Linked DNA regions of Homo sapiens: region 2 is linked to region 1. Evidence: chromatin loops called from intact Hi-C (ENCODE). Cell type or tissue: mammary epithelial cell. All regions are shown on one strand. Each heading gives the region's core, and the rest is flanking DNA. Links, peaks and the distances in the headings are about the cores only. Region 1 overlaps PRKCA (protein kinase C alpha). Region 2 has its middle 11 kb from the start of CEP112.

Evidence for each region. A loop is a pair of places that touch in the nucleus more often than their neighbours do. Peaks named below come from ENCODE experiments on the same cell type or tissue, not always from the same donor. Only the 100,000 strongest peaks of a DNase experiment are listed, where the experiment ranks them.
Region 2: a loop joins it to region 1, with 5 times the contacts of the local background. A loop is called at or near these places in 8 of 110 quality-filtered maps.

What each region holds. Positions count from the first base shown.
Region 1 is chr17:66,708,080-66,723,637 of GRCh38, reverse strand. All of the region lies in intron 8 of PRKCA (protein kinase C alpha), which reads right to left. Among named protein-coding and RNA genes, the nearest start is that of MIR634, 71 kb to the left of the region's middle. RefSeq lists enhancers at 901-1,402, 8,449-9,145, 9,776-9,835. In mammary epithelial cell, for the core only: a CTCF peak has its summit at 7,747 (motif pointing left); DNase peaks (open chromatin) are centred at 5,707, 7,707 and 11,527.
Region 2 is chr17:66,194,855-66,210,412 of GRCh38, reverse strand. It overlaps the pseudogene PSMD7P1. Among named protein-coding and RNA genes, the nearest start is that of CEP112, 11 kb to the right of the region's middle. RefSeq lists an enhancer at 406-971. In mammary epithelial cell, for the core only: a CTCF peak has its summit at 9,614 (motif pointing left); a DNase peak (open chromatin) is centred at 9,572.

The DNA of each region.
Region 1 (15,558 bases), core at 4,464-12,463:
TTTGTTTTTTGAGACGGAGTCTCACTCTGTTCACCAGGCTGGAGTGTAGTGGTGTGATCTCGGCTCACTGCAACCTCCACCTCCTGGGTTCAAGCGATTCTCCTGCCTCAGCCTCCCGAGTAGCTGGGATTACAGGTGCATGCCACCATGCCTGGCTAATTTTTGTATTTTTAGTAGAGATGGGTTTTACCACATTGGCCAGGCTGGTCTTGAACTCCTGACCTCAAGTGATCCACCTGCCTCAGCCTCCCAAAGTGTTGGGATTACAGGCAGAAGCCACCGCACCCAACATTACTCTGGTCTTCTTTGCTTTGACCCAGAAAGGAGACAAAGTGCAGGAGACTGCACTTTCCTTCAAGCTTCTGGCATGCACCTGCTCCGTGACTGTACACTGAAGGCCTCTGGGATTCAATGAGCAACTGCATGCTGCCTGGGCTAGAGTTCTGTGGGCTAACTCACAGACCAGAAACCTGTGACCTGCAGAGATGTGTGAGGCTACAAATGGGCTTTGCAGGAGCTCATGACCTGTTGTGAGGTTGAGGCACATCCCCGTGGGCTCCCACACCCTCCTAAGGGGGGCAGGAGAGGCAATGGGTCTTGGCTCTAGCTATCCACCCTGACTTCCGGAAAGCCTGCTGAAGCCCTCTAAGGGGTCTGGGTTAAGACTGCAGTAGGAAAAGACCCTGACTTAATAAAATGGCACAAATTTTTAAAAGGAAATAAAAATGGGAACTACAATATGTAATGTTGTGAATAGAATGAAGTGACATTAAATGCAGAAGCTGTAGCATGCTCTTTTTTTCAAAATGGGACTAAAGTACCTCACAGTTTATTGGCTATGATTCAACAACCCAGAATCCAGGATTTTTAGGTTCCTCAAAAAATGGCATATTCACGTTTGGTTCAAGTTTGGCATTGTGATGCCACTTGGAAGACCAGGCTGTGAGACCAGGCAGTGTTCCCTCCTCATTTGAAAATTTACTGATGACTGACACGTCTCACTTTATACCACAGATACATTCTTGAAAAGTCACAATAGTTTGCAATCACTGAAGCTATTAACAATTCAAAGAGCTCCTGCAGTGGCATTCTGTAAAGCAAATCATACAAAATGAATCTGAATATTGCAAACCCAAATTCGCCTACATGGGGGTTATGGTACATGTGTAAAAACATCTGTGTCTGAAGCTATCCATGTGTAATGTGAGAAGCTCTCCACATTCAGCTCCCTATTAGGGGTTTTTTCAAATTAAAATTGAGGGTGGTTGTGACAAATGACTTACATTGTATATCTATGAGGGGCTGGATGGCTGGAGACGTTCATTTTCTAATAGGTTAAAAGTTTGCAGCTGCTAAGCTGTGACAGTGTGACAGTCTAACCCACCTTAACAGCAATTTCAAAGGGTTTAACTTAATACCATAGACACTCTGCTATGTTTGAATTTTATATAATGAATATACACTATATGGAAAATCAGACAGACCATAAAAATAGAAATTTCTGACCTCTAATACAATAGCCCTCTGTCCAGAAATTCTTACAAGGGGTGCTGATTTATCTCCAGTATGAATACAGGTCCAAAGATTCATCTACAGTTAAGAATCAGAAACTGAACCATTACTCCAGGGCTCCCGGTGGGTCCATCTCATCATCATAGAACTCCTGGGCAGCCTCTGAAGTACTGTTTAATGTCTAATTGTGAGAGGTGTTCAAACCAGAGCAACTCCATCTTGAATAGCAGCTGGGTAAAATGAGGCTGAGACCTGTTGGGCTGCATTTGCACTCCTGGGAGGTCAGGCATTCTTAGTTACAGGATAAAACAAGAGGTCAGCAGGACTGTTCTCAGAAGGTACAGACCATAAAGACCCTCATGATAAAACAGGATGCAGTAATGAAGCCAGCCAAAACCTGCCAAAATCAAGATGGCGAGGAAAGCGACCCTCTGGCTTCCTTGCTGCTCATTATATGCTAATTATAATACATTAGCATGCTAAAAGACACTCCCACTAGTGCCATGATGGTCTATAAATGCCATGGTAACATCCAGTGGTTACCCCGTATGGTCTAAAAAGGGAAGGACCCCTCAGTGCTGGGAATTGCCTGCCCCTTTCCCAGAAAACTCATGAATAATCCACACCTTTTAAAGCATATGATCAAGAAATAACCATAAAAATAGCCAACCAGCAGCTCTTGGGGGTTGCTCTGCCTATGGAGTAGCCATTCTTTTTTTTTTTTTTTTTTGAGACGGAATCTTGCTCTGTTGCCCAGGCTGGAGTGCAGTGGCCCGATCTCGGCTCACTGCAAGCTCCACCTCCGGATACACGCCATTCTCCTGCCTCAGCCTCCTGAGTAGCTGGGACTACAGGTGCCCACCACCATGCCTGGCTAATTTTTTTGTATTTTTAGTAGAGACGGGGTTTCACCATGTTAGCCAGGATGGTCTCGATCTCCTGACCTCATGATCCGCCCGCCTCGGCCTCCCAAAGTGCTGGGATTACAGGTGTGAGCCACTGCACCCGGCCCATTCTTTTATTCCTTTACTTTCTTAGTAAACTTGCTTTCACTTTACTCTGTGGACTTGCCCCAAATTCTTTCTTCCATGAAATTCAAGAACTCTCTCTTGGGGTCTGGATTGGGACTTCTTTCCAGTAACGTAACTACATTCCACTTTAAATGTGTTCATTCTCACCTATTTTGTAAATATGTCTTCAAAAATACATGATCTCTTAGCATTCTCGAAAATAAGGCTTTGAGTAATATACTTATCAAAGACAGTTGCAACGTGTGGAGAGATGACAACAGAAGCTTCTTTCTACTTCTAAGATTCCACGGACAGGCCAACGATGACCAACCATAGGAACAAATGAATAATTGTGGATTTCTCCTACCATTTTTTGTACAACGATGAAAGTCCTCTGTATTCACAGCTAATCTGAACAACACTGGCAAAACAACACTGATGGTGATTCATTGCTATTCCATGTAACAGGGCATGGTTAACAGAAATAGCCATGCCATATATAACCAAGGATGCCCAGCACAGCATCATACCTCTAAGGTAATGCCTTTACCTGCACCCACTGCAACGTTAGTTAAGAGAGATCAAGTGTTTCGAAGCAGAAAGCCACAAAGGAACTGAGGGTTTTCACGGTATCGTTAGTGGAATATGGCCTGTGTATTTCTAATAAGCTCCAAGTCATGATATCTATTATCTTCTACTCGGTAACGGGGCAACAGGTTAAAATGATGCTACTTAATGGGCATGACAGCCTCCTGGGTAGCACAGTTAGAGTAAATAAAATGTCCGCTGTTCTCTGGCTCAATACTTCATCTGCTGGGACACGCCAAGCACGCTGCCGCCTGAGGGCCTTTGCAGTTGGGCACTTCCTCTGACCCAGATAGGCACGGGACTCCCTTCTATCTCTGCTCAAAGGATGCTTTAGCCCCGAGGCTCCCTACTCCTTCTGACATTGTCCCTGCACCGGTTTCTGTGGTGCATACTCCCTCCCTCTCTTCTCATTACCAATCCTGTATTTCTCTACTTGTTTGTTACTTTCTTCGGCCACTGGGATGAGCACGCACGGCTCGTCTGTTTTGTTCCCCGGCACAGCTCCAGTGCCTAGGATGGTGTTTGGGGCATGGTGGTCCTCAAATATTTGCAGAAGCAATGAGTAGAGTATATGGGGAAGGCAGCTTTTCATATAACATTTTTAAGAGGCAGAAATGTTGCTTTAAAATAATTTCTACAGCAAGGCTGCCTCTTGTTGTAAAAGTATACCTGCTCATTTTAGAAAATCTAACAGGCATGGATACATCAGAAAAAAGAGAACAAAATTTAAAACATCTATAATTTTATTTTTATTTATTTTTGAGACGGAGTCTCGCTCTATCTTCCAGACAGGAGTGCAGCGGTGTGATCTTGGCTTGCTGCAACCTCTGCCTCCTGGGTTCAAGCGATTCTCGCACCTCAGCCTCCTGAGTAGCTGGGATTACAGGAACATGTCACCATGCCTGGCTAATTTTTGTATTTTTAGTAGAGACGGGGTTTCACCATGTTGGCCAGGCTGGTCTCGAGGTCCTGACCTCAAGTGATCCACCCACCTCGGCCAAAGTGCTGGGATTGCAGATGTGAGCCACCACGGCTGGCCTAAAACATCTAAAATTTTATACTCATTTTGGCAGCATATATACTAAAATCTTATAATTTTATTACCCAGAGGTAATCATTAATAACATTCTGGTGGACATTTTCCTAATCCTTTCTTTTCATGATTTCCTATGTGATACAGATAGAATCAGATTGTTTGTAACCTGCTTCTCCCCTTTGCTTATTGTGAACTTCTGGTTATAAGCACTCTTCTGCCACATGATTTGAGTGACTGCATCATATCCTACTACACGGCTCTACTGTAGCTGATGTAACCATTCCTTATTGTTAGACACCTAGGTTTTTCCTAGTTCTGTTTTCAATGACATGCAGATGAACAATTTTGTGGTCTAAATATGTGTGCATCCTTGAAGTCCCCAGGATAGATTCCTGGATGAATGAAACATTAATTACTTGTTTGTGACCTTTTTGGGGAGGTCACAAACAAGTACCCTTGTGCCCAGCTGCACAAGGACAGACATTTTAATCTCACCATGAATAGTCAAAGAGAAGAGGAAGAAGCCCAGAGTCAAGGCAGCCTAATTCCTGAAGGCAGGCTCTTGGTTTCTTTTGGGTTGTGTGTCTAAATTCACAGTTGGAATTTTTAACTGTACTTCTTTCTCACATGTGGCTGTGTATATGTGTTTTATGTTCAGATGTCAAAACAAAAACACATCTTTTCTTCCACAACACAGAAAGTGGTCTTGGAAGGTGCTATGGTTTGAATGTGTCTCCCTCAAATTCACATGTTGAAATCCTTAGCCCCAAGATGATGGTGTCAGGAGGCAGGGCCTTTGGAAGGTGACTAGGTCATGAGGGTGGATCCCTCACGAATGGGATTAGTGCCCTTATAAAAGAGGCCTTGGAAGCTGGGTGTGATCCCAGGCTGATGCCTCTAATCCCAGCATTTTTGAAAGGCTGAGGCAGAAAGATAGCTTGAGGCTGGGAGTTTGAGAACAGCCTAGTCAACACAGTGAGACCCCCATCTCTACAAAAAATAATTTTAAAAATTAGCCAGGCACAGTGGCGTGCACCTGTAGTCCTAGCTACTCGGGAGGCTGAAGCAGGAGGATTGCTTGAGCCCAGGAATTCGAGGATGCAGTGAACAGTGATTGTGCCACTGCACTCCCGCCTGGGCATCAGAATGAGACCCTGTCTCTAAATAATAAAAACTTTAATAAAAAGAGGCCTGAGAGGCTCCTCATCCCATCTACCATGTGTGGGCAAAGCCAGAAGATGCCATCTGTGAATCAGAAAGTGAGCCTTCACCAGACACCTCACCTGCCTTGATTTTAGACTTCCCAGCATTCAGAACTAAGAGAGAGAAACATATGCAGTTTGTAAGCCATGCAGTTTATGGTATTTTGCTATAGCAGCCCGAGTGGACTAAGACAGAAGGGGAGCTAATTTGTATGGAGAGCTTAACAGTGATCCTTAGTAAGTCAGTCCCCCAAGCCACCCCACTTCCTTCTGACGGCATTTTTCTGGTTGCACAATCCGATCTGTAAGTGCAACCTGGAAATAAGGGCCTGGGTGATTCCTCCCACACAACTGGGTCAACACCTGCTACTTGGAGTTTTCTCCCGGAGGCGGGAATCACAGGTGACCAGCAAATCACAGGCATGAGTCATTCTTTCTCCTGCTGGCAACTGCAGCGAGGGCCTCAGAACCACAGACTGTCAGCCACAGAAGGGTCCCTGGGGAGTCTGACCTGCCTAGGATGCAGATGAAGATGCTGAGGTCTAGAGAGCTAACTTCACCACAGCCTCTGCGCCGCTTCGTGGCAGTGCTGGTGGAGGAAGAGAAGGACGCTCTGTTCTCTACAGAGGCCCTGAAACTAGATGCTGGATCATCCCGTACGTTTCCCTGTGCTAAGGTTGCCCCATCTGGGCTGTAATCTTTGACTAACAGCAGGAGGATGACAGAGCTTTTAGAATTCAAAAGCAACTTGGGGATAGTCTCATCAAGGCTGCCCATGTTACAGATGAGGAGAATGAGCCCAGGGGGCACCGCGATATGTCTAAATCAGTTTTCCATCCTGAGCTCTGAATCCAGAACTCCAGCCTTTGAACCTAGTGCTCTTCCTCCTACATCGAGGGTGAGCAAACTTTTTCTGTAAAGGTCCAGATAGTAAATATTTGTGGCTTTGTGGGCCAAATACTGTCTCTGTTGTAACTCTCCAACTCTGCCATTGTAGCTCGAAAGCTGCAAAAGTGAGTAAAGGAGGGAAGGTGTTCCAATAAAGCCTTAATGGTGAAGACAGGCAGCCGCTGGGGTCTGGGCTGTGGATTGCAGTTCGATGACCCTTGCCCTGTATCACGCAGGTTCTCAAATCACTCATCCTCATTTGCAGTTAGATTTCAGTACAATGTCTGTATCTTCTTAATCTATCACAACAGCGACAATTAAGAATCTCAAGAGCACTAGAATTAAATCACTATTCAGGCTCTTCCACAATGCTTGCTATGCCAGGCAGCACAGGAAAAGGAAATTTTGCAGCCATACAATGGTGGTGAATGAAGTATGTATTCAGCAGAGCAAAATGTAAGGGCAACACATTCAATCGTTTTCTTAACAAGAAATATTTTCATGGACACACCCACTTTGGCTGTTGCCACGGTTAAAATAAATTCACAGGCAGCGAGAGGGCCTCCGTTGTCATGGCAACTGAGCCATTCTCCAAGGAGAAACGTGGGACCCTGACGTGTTGGCACTTTGCCAGATGTGGAAACTGCGAAGTGCTTGGTTCTTTTCATACCACATAATATTCACCTCTAGTATCCCGGTGTGTGATTTTCTTTGCAGCCAACCAAATTTTTCCCTGTTTCCCAGATTTGTCTGTTGATAATTGACACATCTGTTAGGATCGCTAATCTTGGTGGTGCACGCCTTGTCTCACCTGCTAAACACCTCCTGGAAAGGCGGTTTGCCCTTGTACCGCGTTCTCCCCAATTGCTAAATCTCCAGGCTTACATGAGGATTCCCCACCAATGACCTTAAGTTTTTCCATCTGCAACAATGTTTTTCTCCCACCAGGGAGCTAGCTGATGGCACACTTGCGTCTGATGCCCGGCTTAGAGGAAGGCCCAGTGCGCACTGCAACAGCCATGACATAGCATTGTTCGAGAACTTTGGGCACTTAATCATTTTTGGAAACCTATTCCTTTTCCTGCTCGAATGCTCCCCTTTGGAATTACCACCACACTGGCTTTATGGGTTGGCTGTGGCAGGGTCAAGAATCACATGAACTCAGAAACATCATCAAAGTAAATAGTTTTTCAGACTGTCAGCAACATGGCTTCGAAGTGGGTAATTCTCTGGTGCTAAAAAAAAAAACCCGGGGAGATAGAAAATGGGCTGGGGCCCAGTGCAAGCAAGAATAGACTGAAGGAGCCATCCAGCTCTTGGGAAACCCTTGACTTCTTTGCAGCACACTGAAGATCCTCTAAAGCCAAGAAGCAATGGGGAGCACAAGGTGGTGATCTCATCTCTATGTCCACTAAAATGTAAAGACATCCAGGCAACAGTTGATTGCTGTTTGTTGTGTGCAGGTGTCATGGAATCTTTCATTTGCAAATCTTTACTGCCCTCTTGTGGTATTCAGTTTCTGAAGCAACTGCAGTTTGGCTGGGATCTTTTAGCAGAGATCCACCTAAGATTCACTAGTCTGCCTTACCGAGGTGAAGTCCCAGTAAATGGGGCAAGATGGCACAAACAAGACACAAAATTGTATCTACGCAGATGCAAAAAAAAAACTGTATCCTTTATAGTAGATGACCTGAATCACTCACGTAAGTGCCAGGACTTTGCAAAATGCCAACGGAACTATAGAGTGCCAACGGAACTACAGATGCCAAAAGTGGGTTTTAAGATCTCTGGGTGCTCTATTTCTAGAAAACAAAGATCCAAACAGTTGTAGGCCTTTCTGTGTCTCCCGAATCTTTCCAAACCCTTGACTGGGTGCAGACTCTGCAAGCCACAGATCCAAGAAAGGGCCTGGGGGGAAGGGAGGCAGTGAGGGCTGCAGGGGGCCCTGGAGTGGTCCGAGGGAGCCACGGTGTTTATCTTAGAAACAAAGAACGACCTGGAAAATAGTGAGAAGTAACGACAGTTACACGAGGGCAGAGTTCAATGAAAAAGCCACTTCTGGGAAAATCCAATTGAAGCTAAGCGAGCACAGAACAGCAGCTCCTGAAGTCAATAAAAAACAGTAACAAAAAACGCACCCAAGCTATAACTGGCAATAAAACCCAGTTCCCCAAGGAAGAAGGTTCCAGAGCCTTCCCTCCATGGCTGTGCAGCTGCTGCAGAAAGGAAAAACAGGATGACTGGGCATCCTCACAGAGAAAAAAAAAAAAACCAAAAAACAAAACACATCCTATCCCCGAAATGCTGGATACACTGCTCAACTACTCAACGGAAAATTTTTATAAAATGTCTCTGACAGGAGCAAGCAATTTGAAAGCAGGGCCGACTGTCATTAAATTTAGCACAATATTTCCATAATCATTGATTTCATCCTACCCTCACTGAGCCTTTTTAATCCACACCAGTTTTTAAAACCAAGGGGCCTAATTATAGCTCAATGGGACACCTGCTTCCAAGGCTAGCAGCAGCTGCACTGTTCTGGGCTATTCTCTGGGCCCTCTGTGTCAGGCAGCTCACTAGGCGCTCAGGAAGGTGACAAGCATGGGATCTGGGGTCTGCCAGCAGCGGTCTGGGACACCAGTAAAGGCACTGCACACTTCTCTGAGGCCTGTTTCTTCATCTGTAAAATGGGTCAACACTCCCTTTCTCGTCCTGCAGGCTTGGGAGCCTCGCCATCCTGCAGTGGTGAGGGAGTGATCAGAGCTCGGGGCTGGTGGCTGCTGCCATTCTGAGTAGTCTCGCCACAGCCATCGCCTGCTGCCAGGTGGCAGCGTCAGAAGACAAATTTCCATTCCAGGAAGGGGGAAGAGACGAGGGGGTGGAACAGTGAGACCTCTCCTAAAAAGACAGGGGCTTCCCAGCTGCCCTCAGGGGACTTGGACAGGACTGAGGAGCTGGTCTCCAGCAGGAGGGGCTGCCTGAGGGCAAGGTGGAGGTAGGTGTTTCCTGTCTCCAACGGTGGGCACAGGCCTGAGGGCACAAGGGCAGCTGAGGTCAGGACACTTTTCCCTTTACACATGGTATTTGCACCCTAGCTCTCTGGCCCCATGCATGAGGCCTGGCAGCTTGAGGGGGGCGTGGACTCACAAGGGGGCATTCTCCCCAAAGGAAGCAGCGGGTGGGGGGGAACATGGCTGGGATGCAAGTGGCCTCAAAGCAGAGGGCCTCACACCGGAGAGGAAAGGTGTGTGATCGGATCACTTCACCACCGCACGAGATACTCCTGGGATCTCCCAGCTGCAACTGCTGGGCTTTGGAAGTGAACAGAGGTTTTGTCAATGGGCCAGGAGAGAGCCAGGGAGTCTAAATTAATACAATTATTGTGACCCTAAGGGTATCTACAGGCTGTGAGCACCTGGGGGAATGTGAGTCACAAAACGAATACCCCTAGTAAGAGCTGAGACTATGGCTGTGTCCTGCCTGCCCCCACCCAAACCATCAGCTCTGAGCTGGCTGACCACCCATGACCATTGGGAATTCATGGACAGAGCCCTTCCTGCATGATTCTTTGCAGCCTGTCAACAGAGAAAACCAGTGACTGGGGGCCAGACTCGGACTGAGTGTTGACAAGTCTATTTTCAGAAAAAGCCACAAGGTAAAGATTAGCTCATGACCAAGCCAAGGAAGCCACTTTGAAGAGAGGTGTGAGCGAGCGGTGGCACGCTATTATCACTGCCTGGGTCAGGGTGAATTTCCAACATGCGGGTGACATTTTCTTTCTCAGGTAGAGTAGCCTGTTTCTTGTCCTCATAACAAAACCACACAGGAAACATAATAAGCACCAACACAAAACATGTCAGAAAAGAGACTTTGTTGACTTGACACTTCTCATCTCTGTTCTTAAATGAATTCAAGATGGCCTTGCTTCACTGCTGCAGGTGGGAGTAGGGTGGGGTACGGGGAGCAGATTCCTATCTGATGGGTTATTTGTACCTAATGTACAACCGGGGTCTCCCAACTGGGGCCCGGGAGTGGTTTAGAAAGCACAATGAGGTCGGATGCGGTGGCTCACGACTGTAATCCCAGTACTTTGGGAGGCCGAGGCAGGCAGATCACAAGGTCAGGACTTCAAGACCAGCCTGGTGAATATGGTGAAACCCCTTCTTTACAAAAAGTAAAAAAATTGGCCGGGCATGGTGGCGCGTGCCTGTAGTCCCAGCTACTCGGTAGACTGAGGCAGGAGAATTGCTTGAACCCGGGAGGTGGAGGTTGCAATGAGCCAAGATTGCACCATTGCGCTCCAGCCTGGGCAACAGAGTGAGACTCCATCTCAAAAAAAAAAAAAAAAAAAAGGACAACAAAGGGTTCACTTTAACTTGGCAATGGCTTCTTGGAAACCAGCAATGCACAGTGACACCTCCATTAGGGAAAACTCTGTAATTCATAATTCCTGGGGATGGAAGGCAGAGAAAAGGCTGAGTAATGACTGCAGCAAACACAAATCTAGCCAGGCACTGTTCTAGGCACCTTCCATACTTACTCATTTAATCCTCCCAACATCCCTAGGAGGTTGGTCCTTTTACCATTTCCATTTTAGACTTGGAGAAACTGAGGCAAGAGAGATGAGCTGCATGGCTCCAGGCTATACAGCTATGAAATATTGGAGCTGGGATTTGAACCCTTGAACCCAGGCAGTGTGGCACTTCCTCGCCACACCCTGCTGCCTTCTTGGAATGACGAGGTGACAGCCACGTTGCCCAGCAGGTGGGAGAAGAGGGACAGTCTTTAAGGAGAAGGGGACAGGGACAGCCCTTCATTAGAGCTAGGAGGAGCCAGGCAAGAACCCAGGGAGGTGAAAGCCTCACCCTAACTCTTTCTTCTTATTTTTCTCCCCTCTCATTACTTCCCTTTTCAGCCACATCTGAGTTTTTTACACCAGCACCCAGCTTTCCGACATGCTGGGAAACTAAGCTCTGTGATTCAGATGTTTCTTTGGAATAACAAAGTTTTCAACATAATAAAAAGGACACAAACAGCACTCAGGCACGTCAGGCCACACAAGTGGGAGAGGTTTGGGTCCCAAATAGGGTTCCAGGACCCAAGTACGAGTTCCTTCCATCAGAATGGAGGTGTTCCTCTGAAGTAGCAGGGGGTGCAATGAGAGGGGTTTACTTGGTTTTTAAACAGGAACTGTTTCCACCTCCTGGAGTGATCAAGAGGTGCCTCTTTCCTCTGAGAATGCTGGAGGGTTTTACTCCACAGGAAGAAGTTGCACAGAGGCTCAGTGTATTCAGGTGTGGCCAGCCTCTGGAGATGTGTATCCAAAGTCAACACCCTGCATTGAATCATGGGACAGGGTTTTCAAACACAGACAAGGGCGGGGTGGAGGGGGGGCAGTAACAACAGAAGCCTTGAAAGGCAGTTTTCACACACAGTATTTACCACACTCTGCAAGACTTAGGAAACCTCAAGGAATATTTTTTTTCTTTCTCATTTCCAGTATCTCTAGGTCACAAATCTCCTGTGGTTCCTCTAACAGGCACATCTGCAGGGTGAGATACAAGTTCTAGAGATGAGAAACTCTAAAAACATTATTTATTAGATGCTGTCTTTAGGACAGTGTTTTTGAGAGAGCATTAGATGTGGATTCCAGCTTGGGGTCGGGGAGTAGGGTTTCTCCCCTTGCAAATCCTCCACCCGAGCATTTGAGGGTTTAAATTTTCCAGTTTGATCTAATGCGAACATAAAAGCACTGCGACAATCTTGGGCTGATTTTAATTACGAACACAGGCAATACGCTGAGAGCACAGCTGGTGTGTGGCCCTAACCAGCTTCCCAGAAGAGAGTGGCGCTATCAGAAATGACAATAATAGACCAGGTTTTTAAAACCATTTACATGCAAGTTGCAAAATTCCCCTCCATAGTTTGGGGATAGAATGGTTGATTAGATTGCAACGATTGAGTTGGGAAAACATTAAAAAATGAGAAAAAATGAAATAAGAGTGAGAAGGATTAAGTCAGGCATTAAGAACATCAGAACAATTACAGGATTTCAGCCTATGATATATTACACTACATCATCCATATGAACACACTCATGTAGTGTAAATACACCATACTGATTGCATGCTAATGCAGATGTATGCCTATAAAACTTAAAATGAATCTTAACTCATATGTGATTGAAAGATATTAACAGAAAGAAAGGAAAATGAGCTGTCCATTTAAAGATGCACTCTTTCTGTTCATTGGATGGATGCTTTCAATACAGACTTGAACTTTAATCACTGATAGGAGGTTTTGATATTTGCTTGGTAAAATTTTATTTATTTATTTATTTATTTTATTTATTTATTTTTGAGATGGAGTCTTACTCTGTCACCCAGACTGGAGTGCAATGGTGCGATCTCGGCTCACTGCAACCTCCGCCTCCCGGGTTCAAGTGATTCTCCTACCTCAGCCTCCCGAGTAGCTGGGATTACGGGCACCTGCCATCATGACTGGCTAATTTTTGTATTTTTTTTTTTGTTTTTTGGTAGAGACGGGGTTTCACCATGTTGGGCAGGCTGGTCTTGAACTCCTGACCTCGGGTGATCCACCTGCCTCGGCCTCCCAAAGTGCTGGGATTACAGGTGTGAGCCACCGTGCCCAGCAGGTAAAATTTTAAACTAACCTAATCTGAAGAGGAGGGGAGACTGGTCTATTCTCTGGGTGATTAAGACATGGCATTTTTTTTCATGGGAGGGCCGTGGCTGCTTGGAAGGGAGCACACAGACTAAGACACAAGTAGGTGTGAGATTCAAGCTACCAGAACACGCGGTGCATCCTTAAGGGTGGAGAGCATGGCTGCAGGCTGAGGCCCGGGAGCCACAAAAACCAAGGCAAGTGTTTTGTGGAAGGAAAGTGGATGAGGAAAGAGCAGAGGAAGAACTACCTTTAAGAAGCGGACATGACAGCCCTGTAAAAGACAGGAGGAGGAGAAAAACTGCCAGGTTAGTAGGAGAAATGTTACACACAGGAAGTGCTACACACAATTAGTGGTGTGAGAAAACGAGATTGAGTACAACACAGCACAGGTTCCAATTATGATGCAGGCAGGCACAGCAGACAGACGGTGACCCCGAGACACAGCACCAGGGTCAGGAGAGAAGGTGCGGTGAACCTTCCAGTGCACTCTGCTCCGGAGGCACCCCAGGTGCAGGTCTCATTTGACCCTTGGAGGGGTAGGAAGTAACTCTTCCTTGTTTGAATAGTGAAAGGCCTAGAATCAAGCTTTATGAGGACAGGACCCTTCTCTCCTCCTTGTGGCATTTCCATGTCTGAAAGTGGTCTCACATCAAACAGCTCCACTACATTCAGGGATGTGTTTTGCTATCGGCCAGTTCACATGACGGGGTCCTGGAGTATTTGGCGAATCGACTCGTTTGAGGTAGCACATAGCAAGGTGCCCAGTAATGTTATATACAGATTGCCATTTTTCAATAAATGATGATGAAACCAAACCCGCTTACCATGAAAACTATTAGTAACAAGATTTTGTTTTTTCTTGATGATTCAGAAGGCTCTTCAATATCTTGGAAGTGCCCAAGATGACTGACGAAACATAAGCTGGTGGGCAGTGAGTTAACCAAGCTCCAGTTGACTGAATGCCACACAACCAGGGTTTGCTTTTCTTTTTACTTTCAACTTCCACCGAAAAAGAAAAAGGGAAAAAAAAAAACCTATCTTAACTGGATAACTTTCCTTTCTCAAGTACTAATGTGAGAAAAATAAGTTAAAATCATCTCAGAAGAGGCCGGGCATGGTGGCTCATGCCTGTAATCCCAGCACTTTGGGAGGCTGAGGTGGGTGGATCACTTGAGGTCAGGAATTCAAGACCAGCCTGGCCAGCATGGTGAAACCTTGTCTCTACTAAAATACAAAATTAGCCAGGTGTGGTGGCTCAAGCCTGTAGTCCCAGCTACTTGGGAGGCTGAGGCAGGAGAATTGCTTGAACCCGGGAGTGGAGGTTGCAGTGAGCTGAGACTGTGTTACTGCATTCCAGCCTAGGCAACAAAAGCAACACTCTATCTCAAAAAAAAAAAAAAAAAAAAAAAAAAAGAAATCATCTCAAAAGAGACTTCTCTACAAGGATTCATGAAGGTGAGACTTCTCTACAAGGATTCATAGGGGTAATCCCCCAACTTCATAAGCAGTGAGAGGTGGCTTCCAGGAGAGAATTTGAGAGGGATCAGATGATCAGATTTCTGAACCAAAATCCCACAGCCTGAATGGGTCATCACAGCCCTGAACCTGAACAGAGGAGATCAGAGGCAAACCAATCCTACGTGCTCAGTAAGGCTTTGTCTACTAAAATGAGAAACTAGTCAAATCATGAGTTTTGCATCTCTTTTACCAGGTATGGGTTATCTTCTATTCCAATTTATCATTATGGGCCTTTAAAAGTCAGTAATCACAAATCCATTTATGATTGTTCCTAAAATAGGCCATTTTGTTCCAACCCCAAAAACTCTATTTTAGGATAGCGATCTTAATCCACATCAAGATTAAAGGGAACTAACAATAGCAACAAAAACACCCTTATTGCAATCTTGGTATTGGACAGAGCCTTAGAGGAAATTTAATCAGGCATTTCTCCTACATCTTTCTCAGAGGGTTGCCTGATCTTTGCTTGGATATCTATAGGCATAGGGTACTCTGTATTGAGTAGCTGGGATGCCCTGAGAAGTATATGGCATGACTTTAGGAGGTTCCTATCTCCAACTGCCATCTGCAATAGGTCACCTGCTTCTTTCTACAGGGAGACAAAAAACATTTAGCAGAGACACCTTGATACAATTGCTATGTGGCTTCACAGCCTTCCGGCAGCCACTGGGTAGTTATTCTTAGACTCAAATGGACCTAGAAAGAACTCTAAGGCTGTTTCACACTTGGACATGACAAACCATCCCAAATCTTCTCTGGGAAAAAAAAATCAAAGGAAAGGCTGAAGTGACCCAGCCCAGATACGCACAGCACCTCTTGCTCTACACATCTGCAAGAGGTCCCAGGGAATCCTTCCCGGACCACACACCTGGATGCTGGGAAGGGAGATGAGGAAGCAAAACACCTCTGCTCAAGGTGAAAGTGGCAAATGGCAGGAAGCTGCACTAGTGCCAAATGTTAACCACTTCGTTTTCAATTAAGTGCTGAAGACACGACAGCCACCGAGTTCCCTGAATTCCTGAACAAGGACATCTATGGCCCCACTTGGTCGGCCTGATGAACTGGGAAGTGCCACCATCATGTGTACATCATGGCGACAGTCCTAATGGGCAAAGAG
Region 2 (15,558 bases), core at 5,157-13,156, 510 kb after region 1:
CCGTGTGATGTGGACCAGATCTTTTCTCCAAGATGCTTCTCTGCTCCTCCTCCTTTTACAGAAACCAGAGTGGCTCCCCTCCCTTCTAGGCTTTCATTCAAAAGCTCCAAATTCCCTTTACTTAACCTTAAAAAACAATTTTATGGGCAGGTGTGGTGGCTCACACCTGTAATCCCAGCACTTTTGGAGGCCAAGGCAAGTGGATCATCTGAGGTCAGGAGGTCGAGACCAGCCTGGCCAACATGGTGAAACCCCGTCTCTAGAAAAATACAAAAAATTAGCTGGGCATGGTGGCAGGTGCCTGTAGCCCCAGCTACTTGGGTGGCTGAGGCAGGAGAATCGCTTGAACCTGGCAGGTGGAGGTTGCAGTGAGTCGAGATGGCGCCATTGCACTTTAGCCTGGGCGACAAGAGCGAAACTCTGTCTCAAAACAAACAAACAAACAAATAACAACAACAACAAAATTTTACTTTTTCTTCCTCAATTCTTTCCTTCAGACTCTGTGTATGTGTGTGTGTGTGCGTGTGTGTGTGTGTGTGTTGTGTGTGTGTGTGTGTGTGTGTGTGTGTGTTGAAGGTGGAGTTTGAGAGGTTGTGGTATTTCCCCTTTGTAAACCAAAAGCCCTATTTAGGGATTTTTGCCAAACAAAAAACCATCTGCTCTGGTTTCCTCCTCTCAAAGCACAAAGCTTTAGAACCATTGTTTTCTTTAATTTGTTGCATGTCAGTTTAAAAATAGACCTCTCTTATCCTACCTAACAGCTCTAGACATGGAAGGAGGGCAGTAAGCATTTAGAATGTCTTCTCTTGCCCACACATAGTCACTGCATTGGCTCTGAAAAAGGGGAGAGAATATTTTTGTATTATCCCACCTTTTGTTGCAAATGCTTCATAATTCATTTTATTGTTTTTAAATTTAAAATATATGTTGGAACTAATAAACAAATTCAGTAAATTTCCAGGATATGAAATTAACATACAAAAATCATAGCATTTCTATACACTAATAGCAAACCGTCTGAAAAACAAATTAAGAAAACTCCCATTCACATAGCTACAAAAATATATAAATATACTTAGGAAGAAATTTAGCCAAGGAGGCGAAAGACTTGTATGCTGAAAAATATAAAATATTGATGAAAGGAATTTAAAAAGACACAAATAAATGGAATAATATTAATGTTCATAGATTGGAAGAATTAATATTGTTAAAATGTCCATGTTACCCAAAGTGATCTACAGATTTAGTGCAATCCCTATCAAAATTCCAATGACATTTTTCACAGAAATAGAAAAAACAATTTGTATGAAACTACAAAGGCCCCTGAAGAGCCAAAGCGATCTTGAATGAAAAGAACAAAGCTACAGTCATCACATTATCTAACTTCAAAATATACTACAAAGCTATAGTAATCAAATCAGCTGGTAAAAATACAGACACATAGACCAATGTAAGAGAATAGGCAGTTCAAAAATAAACTCACACATTATAGTCAATTGATTTTCTACAGAATGTCAGGGGTTGGCCAGGGCTGCAGTCTTATCTGAAGGGTCAAGTGGAGGAGGATTCACTTCCAAGCTCACTCAGTGGTTGTTGGCATGATTCAATTCCCTTTGGGCTATTGGAAGAGAGCCTCAATTTTTTACTGTTTACCTGTGACTTCCCTCAATTCATTGCCCTTCAGTCCTTAAAGGAAAATTGGATGGCACAGTACAGTACCCATGACAATACACTCTTTTTTTTTTTTGCTTGATCCACTGCTTTGTATGCTTTCTGAGAATAGCTCCTCCAGGATTCTGATAGACCTCTTTTCTTGGGTGAAACTCAGTAGAGTAAGGTTAGTGAGATAAACTACAACACCTGATGCTGCAGTTGGCCTTCGAACTGCAACTGATACTCATCTTCTTCCTCCACCACCATCCATTTCGTATTCTCCTCATCCTTGGCTGGCTCTTCTGTTGGTCTCAGTGGCTCTTCTGGTGGTGTGACAAAGACCTTCATCCTTGAGGGGTCTGAAAGGCCTCTATGCCTTTCTGATGTTTCTATGATTTTTATAATCAAAATTGTATCAAGGAGTACTGAGGAGGCAGCAGCCCTATTTGCTCCTGATGATCAGAGTCAATGACCCTTTCTAAGATGGTGAGATCTTTGCTTGCTGGTTCCTTGGCAAAAGGAGCCCAAAGTTGCCAGGCACCATCTGTAGTTTATAGTTCAATAGGACTTGCTGTGCCCCTAGTGGAAGTGTTTCCCTTTTGGAAACAAGGCCTTTTAAACTATTTATAGATTTCAGATGTGGAACAAAAGCATAAGTGTCCCCAAGTGAGTCAAGGGGAGAGATAATAACTTGGCCACTGCTGCTTCAAATCCTTGATTCCCAGACCCATGTATTGTTCCTACTGGGGAGACAATGAAGATGTTTGATTTAAAGTATATACTTCATCATAGAGGATCATATCTCAAAGCTGGTGCTTTGATTATGCTTTCAACAGGCCATTTCAAGGTTCTATCAGCTGGCAGCTTCTGGATGGTTTGGTAGGTAATGTGATCAGTTGGTCCTGTGGTCAGGGGCCTATTGTCATACCTCCTTTACTATAAAATGGGTTATCTGGTCTGATACAATGTTATGTGGGATCCTGTATCAGTGGATTCGAACTCCGTAAGTCCTCAGATAGTGATGCAGGAAAAACAAATGCATATCCAAATAAGTATTGATTCCCAGCATAATGGATCTGTACTCCTTCAGTAGAAGTAGGTCCAATGCAGTCAACTTGATACCTTATGTGCCAGTGGATCTGCTTGTGAGATAGTGTCATCTTGGAGGCTCAACATTGGCCTCTGGTCTCTGTTGCTTGCCAGGTTGGACATTCAACCAAGGCAGCATCCAGATCAATCTATATAAGTAGGAGACCATGCTGTTGGGCCTATGAATTATCTCCATCCTTGTTACCATAGCCATTTCAGTCATGTGGCCATTATGCCAGCACTGGGGTGGCCAGTGTTAGAGGCCAGATGCTGTCAACTGGCTGAGTCTTTTTCTCTATCTGGTTATGTAGTACCTTGCTAGTGGGAGTTAACATGTGCATCAAAGATCTTCACACTTTGTGCCCACCCCATTTATTCATTCACATGCCTCTACTCCTAGTCCTCTTTGTACCTGATCTACCCATCTTTCTTCTCACCTCTCAGACTCTGTCAAGCCACTACCTATGAGTTCATATATATTCTAATCATAAGCCACTTCTTTTTCCACACAAGGAAGATGACCATCCAAAATTCTTCCCATGGGGAGGACTTTTTCTCACCACTGTTTTTCAAGATGCTCTTTGAATAAGCTGTATTGTAGCTGTCATCCTTTTTTTTACCTACACACATGTACAGACCTTCATATCCATGAACCAAGCTCAGGCTTTTTCCTCCGCTCTAAGCTGGTCCTACGGGATCATATGGGGTCATATGGCTATAGATGTGCACTTAGGAATGCCATTAGTACAACAGTGATGGATGATGTGGAGTTTTGACCTTCTGATCACGTAGCTTCAGGGTATATCCATTATCATCTTATCATGAGTTGTTGCTAGGCACACTTGACCTCATGACTTGGTGGGTATGACAGAATATAGCTGGTGATGGGCAGCTGTAACTGCCTGGTCACTTGGTGCCAAGCATCTAGTATATTAGAAATTGTTTCTCAAGTGGCATCTAATTCTCCACTGTAGATGAGATGGCCCTGCTTTTTAGTCTTCTTAGATCTAGAAGAGTTCTTCCATTTTTCTTCCTCCTTTCTTACAATCTATATATATTTGAGATGGAGTCTTGCTCTGTTGTCCTGGCTGGAGTACAGTGGTGTGATCTCACTCACTGCAACTTCTCCTGCCTCAGCTTCCCAAGTAGCTGGGATTACAGGTGCCCACCACCATGCCTATTTAATTTTTTTTTTTTTTTTTAGTTGAGACAGGGTTTCACCATGTTGGCCAGGCTAGTCTTGAACTCATGACCTCAAGAGATTTGCCCACCTTGGCCTCTCAAAGTGCTGGGATGACAGGGGTGAGACACTGTGCCCCCTCACAATCTTAATATTTTTAAAGAGTAGAGGACAATCATTTGGGTTTGTCTGAAGTTATGTTATGACGCGATTTCAGTTGTATTGTTGCCGGGATTACAAGAGAAGTGAGATTGTAATCTTCTTAGTGCATCATATCAGGAAGTACATGATATCAATTTATGCCATTACTATTGGTAATGTTAACTATGATTACTTGGCTAGAAATCTGATGTCTGCCAGATTTCTACATTGTAATCTTACTATATTGTCCTTTGTAATTAATTAATCAGTATCTCATGGGGAGATACTTCACAACTATGTGGATATCCTGTTTTTCATCAAATTTTCATCCAGTAATTTTAGATTTTTACCTAAATCAATTGTTTTTGTGATGGTTGCCAACAAGTAATTTTTAAATTTATCACTCCTTCTACATTTATTATTTCTCATTCTGCTGTAAGGGAGTACTTTCCCATTTCCCCAAATTAATTAGTTAATTAATATTAGTGTGAACACATGGATCCTTATTCAGTGAGTTATGATTCACTAATATAATTAATTATTTTGATGCTTGAGTTGTCACAGAATTGATCAGTGGGAGCCACTTCAAGTGGCTCATGTGTCTTTTTGATATGTCTCCATATCCTTTGGGTACTTCCTAATTTTATTTAAAAAACAAATTTTTTTTTTTGAGACAGCGTTTCTCTCTTGTTGCCCAGGCTAGAGTGCAATGGTGCGATCTTGGCTCACCACAACCTCCGCCTCCCGGGTTCAAGCAATTCTCCTGCCTCAGCCTCCCGAGTAGCTGGGATTATAGGCATGCGCCACCACACCCAGTGAATTTTGTATTTTCAGTAGAGATGGGGTTTCTCCATGTTGGTCAGGCTGGTCTTGAACTCCCGACCTCAGGTGATCCGCCCGCCTCGGCCTTCCAAAGTGCTGATATTACAGGTGTGAGCCACCGTGCCCGGCCCAGGACTCTGAATTCCTTCTTTGTACTTTTCTGAATTTTGTATTATCCTTTTGTATTCCTTCTTTGTATTATCCTGACTTTTGAGGAAGCTCAAAACAGCTATTTTGAATTCTCTGTAGGAAAGGTCACATATCTCTCTCTTTAGGATAGGTCACTGTTGCCTTATTTAGTTCATTTGGTGAGGTCATGTTTTCCAGCATGGTTTTGATGCTTATGGATATTAATTGTTGTCTGGGCATTAAAGAGTTAGGTATTTATTGCAGTCTTTGCAGTCTGGGCTTGTTTGTTGGGAAGGCTTTCCAAGTATTCAAAGGCAATCGAGTGTTGTGATCTAAGTCTTTGGTCACTGCAACAATATGTGCACTAGGAGAACCCTAAGCCCAGCAATGATGACTCTTGCAGAGCTCTTAAGGTATCACTTTGGTGGTCTTAAGTAAGATCCAAGAGAATTCCCTGGATTACCAGGCAAAGACTCTTGCTCTCTTCTCTTATTTTCACCCAGACAGAGTCTCTTTCTCCATGCTGAACTGCTTGGAGCTGGGTGACACAAGCAGCCTTGTGGCCTCAACAACTGGGACTGTACTAGGTCAGACCTGAAGCCAGCACGGCACTGGGTCTTGCCTGGCTACCGTCTGTTGTTCACTCAAGGCCTAAAGGCTCTTTAGTCAACAGGTGGCGAATCCAGCCAGGCTTGTGTCCCTCCCTTCAGGGTGGTGAGCTCTCCCTAAGCCCAGGGCAGGTCCAGAAATGCTGTCTGGGCAGGGCCTGGACTTGGGAACGTTAGGAATCTACCTGGTGCTCTTTCCACTGCGCCTGAGCTGGCACCTAAACCGCAAGATGAAGTCCTTCCTACTCTTCCATCTTCTTCCCTCAAGGAGAAGGAGTCTCTCCCCCTAGTCACCACAATCCCAGGCCTGCAGTGATCACTGCCTGGCTACCAGTGATGTTCACTCAAGGCCCAAGAGCTCTTCAGTCAGCTTGTGGTGAAGGCTGCCAGGCTTCAGTCTCTTCCTTCATGCACTGGGCACTGTGCTCCCCTCTGGCTCAGAGCAAGTCCAGAAATGCCACTCAGGGGCCAAGGCCTGGAATCAGGGACCCCAGGATCCTGCTTTGTGCTCTATCCCACTATGGCCGACTTGGTACCCAAGCTGCAAGACAAAGCCCCTTTACTCTTTCCTCTCCTTTCCTCAAGTAGAAGGAGTCTCTCCCTGTGACCACCACAGCTGGAAATGTGCTGGGTCACACCTGAAGTCGGCATGGCGCGGGATCTCACTCAAGTCTTGTGGTGAGTACTGCCTGGCAACTGGTGGTGTTAATTCAAGTCCGAGGACTCTTGGATCATCCGGTAATGAATCCTGCCTGAACCGGTACTTCTCTTTAAGACAGTGGCTAGAGTGTGTCAAGAAACGTTGTCCAGCAGACAGGGCCTGGAACGGGGGCCTCAGGATTCAGCCTGGTGCCCTATTCTACTGTGACTGAGCTGGAATGCAAGTTGCAAGACAAAGTTCTCTTTACCCTCCTCTCTCCTCTCCCCAGGCAGAAGGAAGTAGTCTCTCCTGGAGCTGCAAGCTGTGCTGCCTGAGGTCGTGGGAGGGGTAACACAAGCACACCCTTGGCCACCCCAGCTGGTGTCTCACAGGTTGTGTGCACAAAAAGACCACTGGCTCCAGCTCAGCACAGCACTAGGACTTGCCTAGGAATTTCAGTCCTTGTGGCCTAGACCACCTTTCAAGTTTATTTAGGACCCCAGAGCACTTTACCCCATGGTAGTGGGGCTAGTTGGAACTCAAGTTCTGTCTGGCTGCTGGGATGGATGATTCTTTTCCAGCTAGGGCTGGTCTAAATGCTCCCTCGTGGTTACTAGGTGAATTCTGCCCTGTGTGGCTTTCTGCTGTGACAGACAGCACTGAATTCCAATGCAAAGTCCAACAAACAGTTCACACTCCCTCCCCCAAGCACACAGATTCTCCCTCTGCACCACATGGCCACTGATGGGGAAGAGCGAGGGGTGGTGTCGACAACTCGAGATTGTCTTTCCCAGCCTCTTCAATGCCCCTTTCCTTGATATAATTTTAAAGCCAGGTACAGGGATTTTTGGTTATGACGGTGCTTTTTTGCATGGATGGTTGTTCTATTTGGTGTTCCTGTGAGGGGGATGATCACTGGAGGTCTCTATGTGGCCATCTTGCTCCACCACTTCTTTTTTTTTTTTTTTTTTTTGAGGCGGAGTCTCACTCTGTAGCCAGGCTGGAGTGCAGTGGCACGATCTCGGTTCACTGCAGCCTCTGCCTCCTGGCTTCAAGCAATTCTCCTGCCTCAGCCTCCCCAGTAGCTGGGACAACAGGTGTGCACCACCATGCTTTTGGTTAAAACACAATACTCCAAGCTTGTCATAATTTGTAAACCTCAGCTTTCTAAACCTCAGCCATTTCCCCAATGAACTGAAGATAACGGTGTTTAGAAATGAAGGTCTGGGCCGGGCGTGGTGGCTCACGCTTGTAATCCTAGCACTTTGGGAGGCTGAGGTGGGTAGATCACGAGGTCAGAAGATCGAGACCATCTTAGCTAACACGATGAAACCCCGTCTCTACTAAAAATACAAAAAATTAGCCGGGCATGGTGGCGGGCGCGGTGGCGGGCGCCTGTAGTCCCAGCTACTCTGGAGGCCGAGGCAGAAGAATGATGTGAACCGGGAGGCGGAGCTTGCAGTGAGCCGAGATTTCACCACTGCACTCCAACCTGGGTGACAGAGTGAGACTCCGTCTTAAAAAAAAAAAAAGAAATCAAGGTCTGCATTGTGTCTGGGTGTAGTGCTCATTGATACAGAGGCATCACTGCTTCTAGGTCTTCTTCAACAGACAGAGCTAGGAAATACATACACATATTTATGTACACATGCACTACTCATATACACAATAATTAGGTCTGCATTTTGATAGCACCAGATAGTCAGCATGCCTAACTTTGACACCTCAGCACTTCTGTTTTAAACCCTTAGCACTTTTCCAACACTCCTCCCTTCCCCAGCCTATTCTACAAAGAAGCTCCTGGGATATGGCAAGTTTGTTGAAGGTTGTGTTTTGTGCCATTTTGTTCACTGGAAGGCATTTTAGGGGGCTGGATAGGTTTGGATCACTGAAAAATAATCAGAGCAGACTTTAGAGCTTAGACGATAGTCCTGATTCCTCTCATTTAATCGTATTTTCACAGAAATAAAAATCTGCTATTTTTGTAATTGGAAGAGGCAATTTGGATTTGAGGAGTCCATCGGTAGAAACTGCCCAATTGCAGCCCCTCTATTTAGTGATTATGTGGTCTATTTTGTGCCATAAGTAGATTCCCTTTTTCAAGTGTTTTTCTTCTTAAATGCTTTGATCACCAGGTTGCCTGTCATCACAGTTGTGCCGTACCCTCCCTAGCCATAGTTTGCGGTGATCTCCCCCTACTGGAGATGGTACAGGAAGTACTAACCGCCACAGGTAGCCTAGTGAAGAAAGAACCACAACCATAAGGAGCTGGTTATCATCCTCCTTTTTTTTTTTTTTTTTTGAGATGGAGTCTCGCTCTGTCTCCCAGGCTGGAATGCAGTGGCGCAATCTCGGCTCACTGCAAGCTCCGCCTCCCGGGTTCACGCCATTCTCCTGCCTCAGCCTCCCGAGTAGCTGGGACTACAGGTGCCCGCCACCACGCCCAGCTAATTTTTTGTATTTTTAGTAGAGACGGGGTTTCACCGTGTTAGCCAGGATGGTCTTGATCTCCTGACCTCACGATCCGCCCGCCTCGGCCTCCCAAAGTGCTGAGATTACAGGCGTGAGCCACTGCGCCCCGCCCATCCTCTATTTTTGCACAGTTGAACTGAATCTTCCCAAAGTAATATTACTCACCTAGCAATCATAGACTAAATGAACTCTATACTATATAACTGTAACTCTACAAATGCATATAACTATATAACTATACACTCTATAAATGCACATGGCTAGGGAGGTCTTCTTCCAAGACAAGTTGGTCCCTGAAGGTGCTTCTCAATGACCGTCTTTTTTCTCTTGGTTTATGGCAGGACGGCGTTCTAAATGCAAAGGAATCAATGTTTTCACGTATCTCTTATGCTATATTTCTGCAAGAAGTTTATAACATAATTCTCTCGTTTCTAATACATGGACCAATCTTTCAATATATAGGATCTCTTTCCTGTGCCCCAAACTTAATAATAAGTACTATTCCTCAGTGACATTTCCTATCTATTAACCTGAGGATCATTCCCTGCTTTAATCTCTCAATAAAAGATTAAAAAGATAAAAGAAAGAAAGAAAAGGAAAGAAAACAACTTGAGCTGTGTGCATGTGTGTGCCAGTATGCCTGTGTGTGGGTGTGTATGTGGTTGCTGTGCAAATATTTGTTGCTTTTGTGTGAGTGTGAGTATATATGTGGTATGTGTGGCATGCATGTGGATTTGTGTATGTGGTTTGAGTGTGTGTGCTTTGTGTATGTGCCCATGCGTATGCATGTGAGTGTGTGTGTGTGTGTGTGTGTGTGTCTGCGCATGCACGTGCACATGATAATTAGTTCTTTGTGTGCCATTGCTGCCTCCTAGTGGCATCTATTCCTTTCCAAAGTGCTGGCAAAACAGTTGGGAAAGAAAAGAAGCCCTCATATTGAAGTTTCCTGTGTCAGGCACTGGGTACATTTTTCTACATATCTCACCTCTGTTAATTCAATCTCCCCAATCATCCCATAAGGAAAATAAATAAACTGAAGCTCAGGAAGATTATGTAACTTAGTTTACCGAGGTCACAAAGCTAATAAATGACAGAACCAGATATCTAAACTTCAGAATGATTTCTTTCGTACCATTTTTATACTGCTAGTTAAGCTATGATTTTTCCCAGTAGCTTCCTGGAAATATTTGCATTCTAAAGTTGGAGTTTTACAGCCTACTCCTGAAACAAGTTGGTAGAAAAGATTGTTGTATATTCAAGGCTTGGAAGTATCCTAGGTTGCTAGTTTTTATGGATACTGGCTAGGGCATTATGGCAATATGTATATCACTGAAGGGAAGGGAGAAAGAGTAGCCAGTTTATCTCTGTTAATATCCTATAGCATGAATTGCCCAAGAGGCTAAGATAGAAAAAGCAGCAGAAGGAGGAATGAAATGGTGAATATTGCTTAGTTCTAGCATAAGGAAGAAATCCAAAGTCACTGTGCTAAAGGCAGTGACTCTTTTCTTAGTAGTGAAAAAAAGAAAATATGCCTCCTCATTCTTAGTTTCTGCAATCTTTATACTGTATTTATTTATTTATTCTATTAAAAAAATAGAGACAGGGTCTCGCTATGTTGCTTAGGCTGGTCTGAAACTCCTGGGCTCAAGTAATCTGCCTTCCTCGGCCTCCCACAGTGTTAGGATTACAGGCGTGAGCCGCTGTGCCTGGCCTATAATGCATTCATTTGTGGTATAATCTATACTTCTGTGGTCTGTAAATAGAAAGTTCTGCATTACTTACCATTCAGTTTAAGGAATTTACCAGGTACAGGATTGTTTTCATATTTGTCTCTAATGTGTTTATATAATAATTACAATTCTTGGTATTTACAAATTGTTTTCCATCTAGATAGCTAAAAGTCATTTACATTTTTCACTCTAATGATGGAGTATCTTAATAATGCAAAATGGTGAATCACGGAAATTTGATTGCTTTGAATGTTAGCTTATGCATATTGCTAATTTTGAAACAATAAATTAAAAATATGGAAGATACTTATATCTGTCTAATATATCCATATAACTATATATAAAGTTCCACAAAAATAGATAAAGGACAAAAGAGATACTTTGCAGAAGAATAAAAGACTAATAGAGATATTTAAATATTTCAACTTCTCTAATAGTGAAAAATGCAAAGTAAAAAGGGATGCTTTTTTTTTTTACACACAATTAGCACAGATCTAAAAAACCATTAATGTGAGACAGTCATTCGCACAGACCATTGAGTGAAGTTGCAATTTGAAAAATACTTCCAGTAAGTGATTTGGCAGTACTGATCAAAAGCCTTAATGCTTTTATAATGCCCATAAGAATATCTTTTATGGAGAGAGCTAAAATTTCAACCAAGATGTATATAATCAAAGGCATTCATTGCAACATTATTTATAAGGGCAAGAATTGGTAAACACAGGAGAGTAATTGAGAAAATTATCATATCCATATGATGACATAATAAGTAGATATTAAAAATGATAATATAGATATAAAAATTTGAGTAAATATATACAAATGTTAATAGTAGTTATTACTTAATGGCAGGATTGCACATAAGTCTTTTCTTCTTTAAACTTTCCAGTATTTTTCAATTTCCTTATAAGGGAAATGAAACTTTGAAACCATGAAAACTTTTTACTTTTAATTTTTAATTTTATTTATTTATCTTTTTGAGACGGAGTTTCGCTCTTGTTGCCCAGGCTGGAGTGCAATGGTGTGATCTTGGCTCACTTCAAACTATGCCTCCCAGGTTCAAGCGATTCTCTGGCCTCAGCCTCCTGGGTAGCTGGATTACAGGCATGTGCCACCATGCCCAGCGAATTTTGTATTTTTAGTGGAGACGGGGTTTCTCCATGTTGGTCAGGCTGGTCTCGAGCTCCCGACCTTGGGTGATCCACTCGCCCTGGCCTCCTAAAATGTTGGGATTACAGGCATAAAAAAGCTATTTAATACACGTTTTACTTTTTCTGCTCTTTCTTTACATCACTCTTTTCCTTATCTTTATCTTTCCCCTTGTCAGCTTTTCTATCTTTTTGCTCTCTTTTTTCTCCTGCCCTTCTTTCTTGTCTCCATCCTGGTTGGCAATCTTGTTGTTGATGAGGTTGTGCAGGGCGACCACAGAATGGATCAGTGAGGCCCACAGAATGGATCAGTGAGGCCAAGTACACTACCACCATCTGGTCATTGGTCCTCAGGTAAAAGGCTTTAATAGGCTCCTGCAGGCTAACATCTGGCAGCAGGTTGAAGACGTCCTGCAGCTCGTAGATGATCTGGTGGTTGATGCGCAGCTTGCCTGTGGCTACTTTTTCCAGGTAGCTCCTGATATCCAGAAGCTTGGAGTTCGGTCCCTTCAAACCATGGACCCGGTTTGTGATCCGCTGGGACAGAGTGCCCACCGTTGTGTTGTGTCTTTGATGTCTCGTAACAAGTGTTCAACTCCAACTTCCTCAGCTTACTCTGCTCCAATTTCACTGGTCACATGTTCAAATGTTTTCAAGGTTGGAGTTCCATCATCTTGGATTTCTTCCACTGAAATGTATGCTTCTGTGGGCAGCCCTAGGTCCTTTGGATTCACGTCAATAATGATCAATACCGAGTTAGGATAGTATCTTTTCATGAGTTCATTGATGGTAATGCCATTCTTGTGTATTTTCAGGCCTGTGTGGTACCAGCCAACTATTCTTTCTCTGGCATTGACTTTCTTAAACATTCCATACATGTTTTCCAAATAATCATGGTCTAAAAACCACATAGAATTGTCTTTGTCATCTTCATCAAAAGGAACTGCAAAACTGTTCAATACATCAAGTACTTTCTTTTGCCATGACCCCCAAAACAGACCAATGACGCATTTCTGGATTCCAACCTTGCCGATTCGGTTGAAATGATCCACCACGCTGAGCAGCACCGGGGATGGCCCACCACCTTCTGTACTACCAGCTCTGGCATCGAGACACACCTCGCCCAGGCCTGGCTCCCTGCTACCTGCAAACACCGGCAGCGGTAGTGATTTCCCTGGGGCTCCATCAGGCCCAGGCTCTTCTTCCCTCAGCAAAACAAAAAACCCAAATAACAGTGGCTTAAACAAACAACGGTAATCTCTAGGTCTCCCACTATAGTTACTTTAATTTTATGGAGCAAGAGTTTAAATTATACAGATTGGCCGGGTGCGGTAGCTCATGCCTGTAATCCCAGCACTTTGGGAGGCCAAGGCGGGTGGATCACCTGAGGTCGGGAGTTCGAGACCAGCCCGACCAACATGGAGAAACCCTGTCTCTACTAAAAATACAAAAAATTAGTCGGGTGTGGTGGCACATGCCTGTAATTCCAGCTACTGGGGAGGCTGAGGTAGGAGAATCGCTTGAAGCTGGGAGGCGGAGTTTGCAGTAAGCACGCCATTGCACTCCAGCCTGGGCAACAAGAGCAAAACTCTGTCTCAAAAAAAAAAAAAAAAAAATATATATATATATATATATACACACATACATATCTATACAGATCATCAGATTTAATCCTTCAAGATACAGATTAGTTCAAATTACAGACGAATAATTATCTTTCTAATTAATAAAAGCTCACATTTTCCTATTGATTTTTTCTGTAGAGAATAATTGAATTCACATTGTTCAATGTCATCTAGACTAATTCTTAAGTTTATATTTTGAAAATAAGCAGATCCCTTTCAACATGGGAAGTATAGCACAGTTATCTTCCCACACAGAAAATAAAAACAATTATTTTTAGGGTCCTCTTTGTACTACCATTATCAACAATGTCACCATTTGATTTTTAAAAATTGAGATAAGATGTCATTTGTTTTTGAAACAAACCTACTTTCATTTAAGTCATTTGTAGCTGTTAGGAAACAATATTTTCAATAGAAATAGTGTTTCAATGTCACTCTCTTTTTATCAAAGATAAAACAAGGTTCTGTATATATTTTCCTATGCTGACTTTATAAGCACAGCACGGTGTTTTCTTTATTTCCTCTCTATCCCAAAACGTGATTTATATCTTTTTTTTTTTTTTTTGAGACAGAGTCTCACTCTGTCACCCAGGCTGCAGTGCGGTGGTGCGATCTTGGCTCACTGCAATGTCTGCCTCCTGGGTTCAAGCAATTCTCCTGCCTCAGCTTCCTGAGTAGCTGGGATTACAGGTGCCCACCACCAAGCCTGGCTAATTTTTGTATTTTTAGTAGAGATGGGGGTTTCACCATGTTGGTCAGTCTGGTCTCGAACTCCTGAGCTTGTGATCCGCCCACCTCGGCCTCCCAAAGTGCTGGGATTATAGGCGTGAGCCATCGCGCCCAGCTGCATTATTTATATACCTTTTAAGCCAGGTGACATAATCTGAGTTGAAATGTGGTTATTTGGTATTTGTCTTATTACCTCCTACTATCTCATAAATTTTTGGAGGGTAGAGACTTATCTTTTTTCTCATAAGTCCAGAATCTTTGTTGTAGTTAGAACCATTTGGGTTTACCCATCAGTTCAGTCCTCTGAGAAAATAACCCCAAACCCTCTCCCCAAAGTGCAAAGATGAGCTAAGAAAGTCATGTTTATACAATAGGATGCCCTATCTCCTGGCCATATCTCATTGGACTAATTGTGCTTACCTGATTCAAATTAGATCACTCAGTTTCACTCTCCGTAGCAAGAGATTTATATTCAGAAAAGTTAGTCTTCCGGGTTTCTAGACTGGAAGCTTTATGCATAGGGTGGTCATATTCTACCACATGTGCAGAGAAAAGCACGAAAATTAATGTTCATTCATTTGGTGATTCAGTGAACATTTATGGATTGTTTCTATATGGTAGGTACCCTGCAAGGTGCTGTCTGTGCAATGGTGAACCTAACAGGTATCGTCTTCATTCTTTTGGAAACTATAGGCATTTTTAAAAGATTACACCTGGGTTGGGTGCAGTGGCTCACACCTGTAATCCCAACACTTTAGGAGGCAGAGGTGGGTGGATCACTTGAGGTCAGGAGTTCAAGATCAGCCTGGCCAACATGGTGAAACCCCATCTCTACCAAAAATATAAAAAATTAGCTGGGTGTGGTGGCACGCGCCTGTAATCCCAGCTACTCTGAAGGCTGAAGCAGTAGAATTGTTTGAACCCGGGAGGTGGAAGTTGCAGTGAGCTGAGATCACACCACTGCACTCCAGTCTGGACGACAGAGCGAGACTCCGTCTCAAATAAATAAATAAATAAATAAATAGATTCCACTAATTAATATTTGATGACAAATTTTGATAAATGCAATGAAGAAAAGAGAACCAGGGGATTTGAAAGGAAATAAGGGCTGGTTTGAGAATCAGTGAAGGCCTCTCTGAGGTACTGATATTTAAGCTAAGGTGAAGAGCAAAGTGTCATAGCATTTCCAGTGGAGGAAACATTCCCTTAATATGCCTGCATATACCTGATGTTCAATAAATGTACATTGAGTTGGAAGATTATTATCTTTATGCAGTAACTAGACGTAGAAGGAAAATTCATTGATTACCATAGGTGTTTGGCCATAAAACATTTATAAGACACTGCATTTTTTAGGCCACATAAGCCTGGAGCTACACTACAACAGTGACAAGAGAATATATATATATATATATATATATTTTTTTTTTTGAGACAGAGTCTCGCTATGTCGCCCAGGCTGGAGTGCAGTGGCACGATCTTGACTCACTGCAAGCTCTGCCTCCCGGGTTCATGCCATTCTCCTGCCTCAGCCTCCCAAGTAGCTGGGACTACAGGCGCCCACCACCACGCCTGCTAATTTTCTTTTTTGT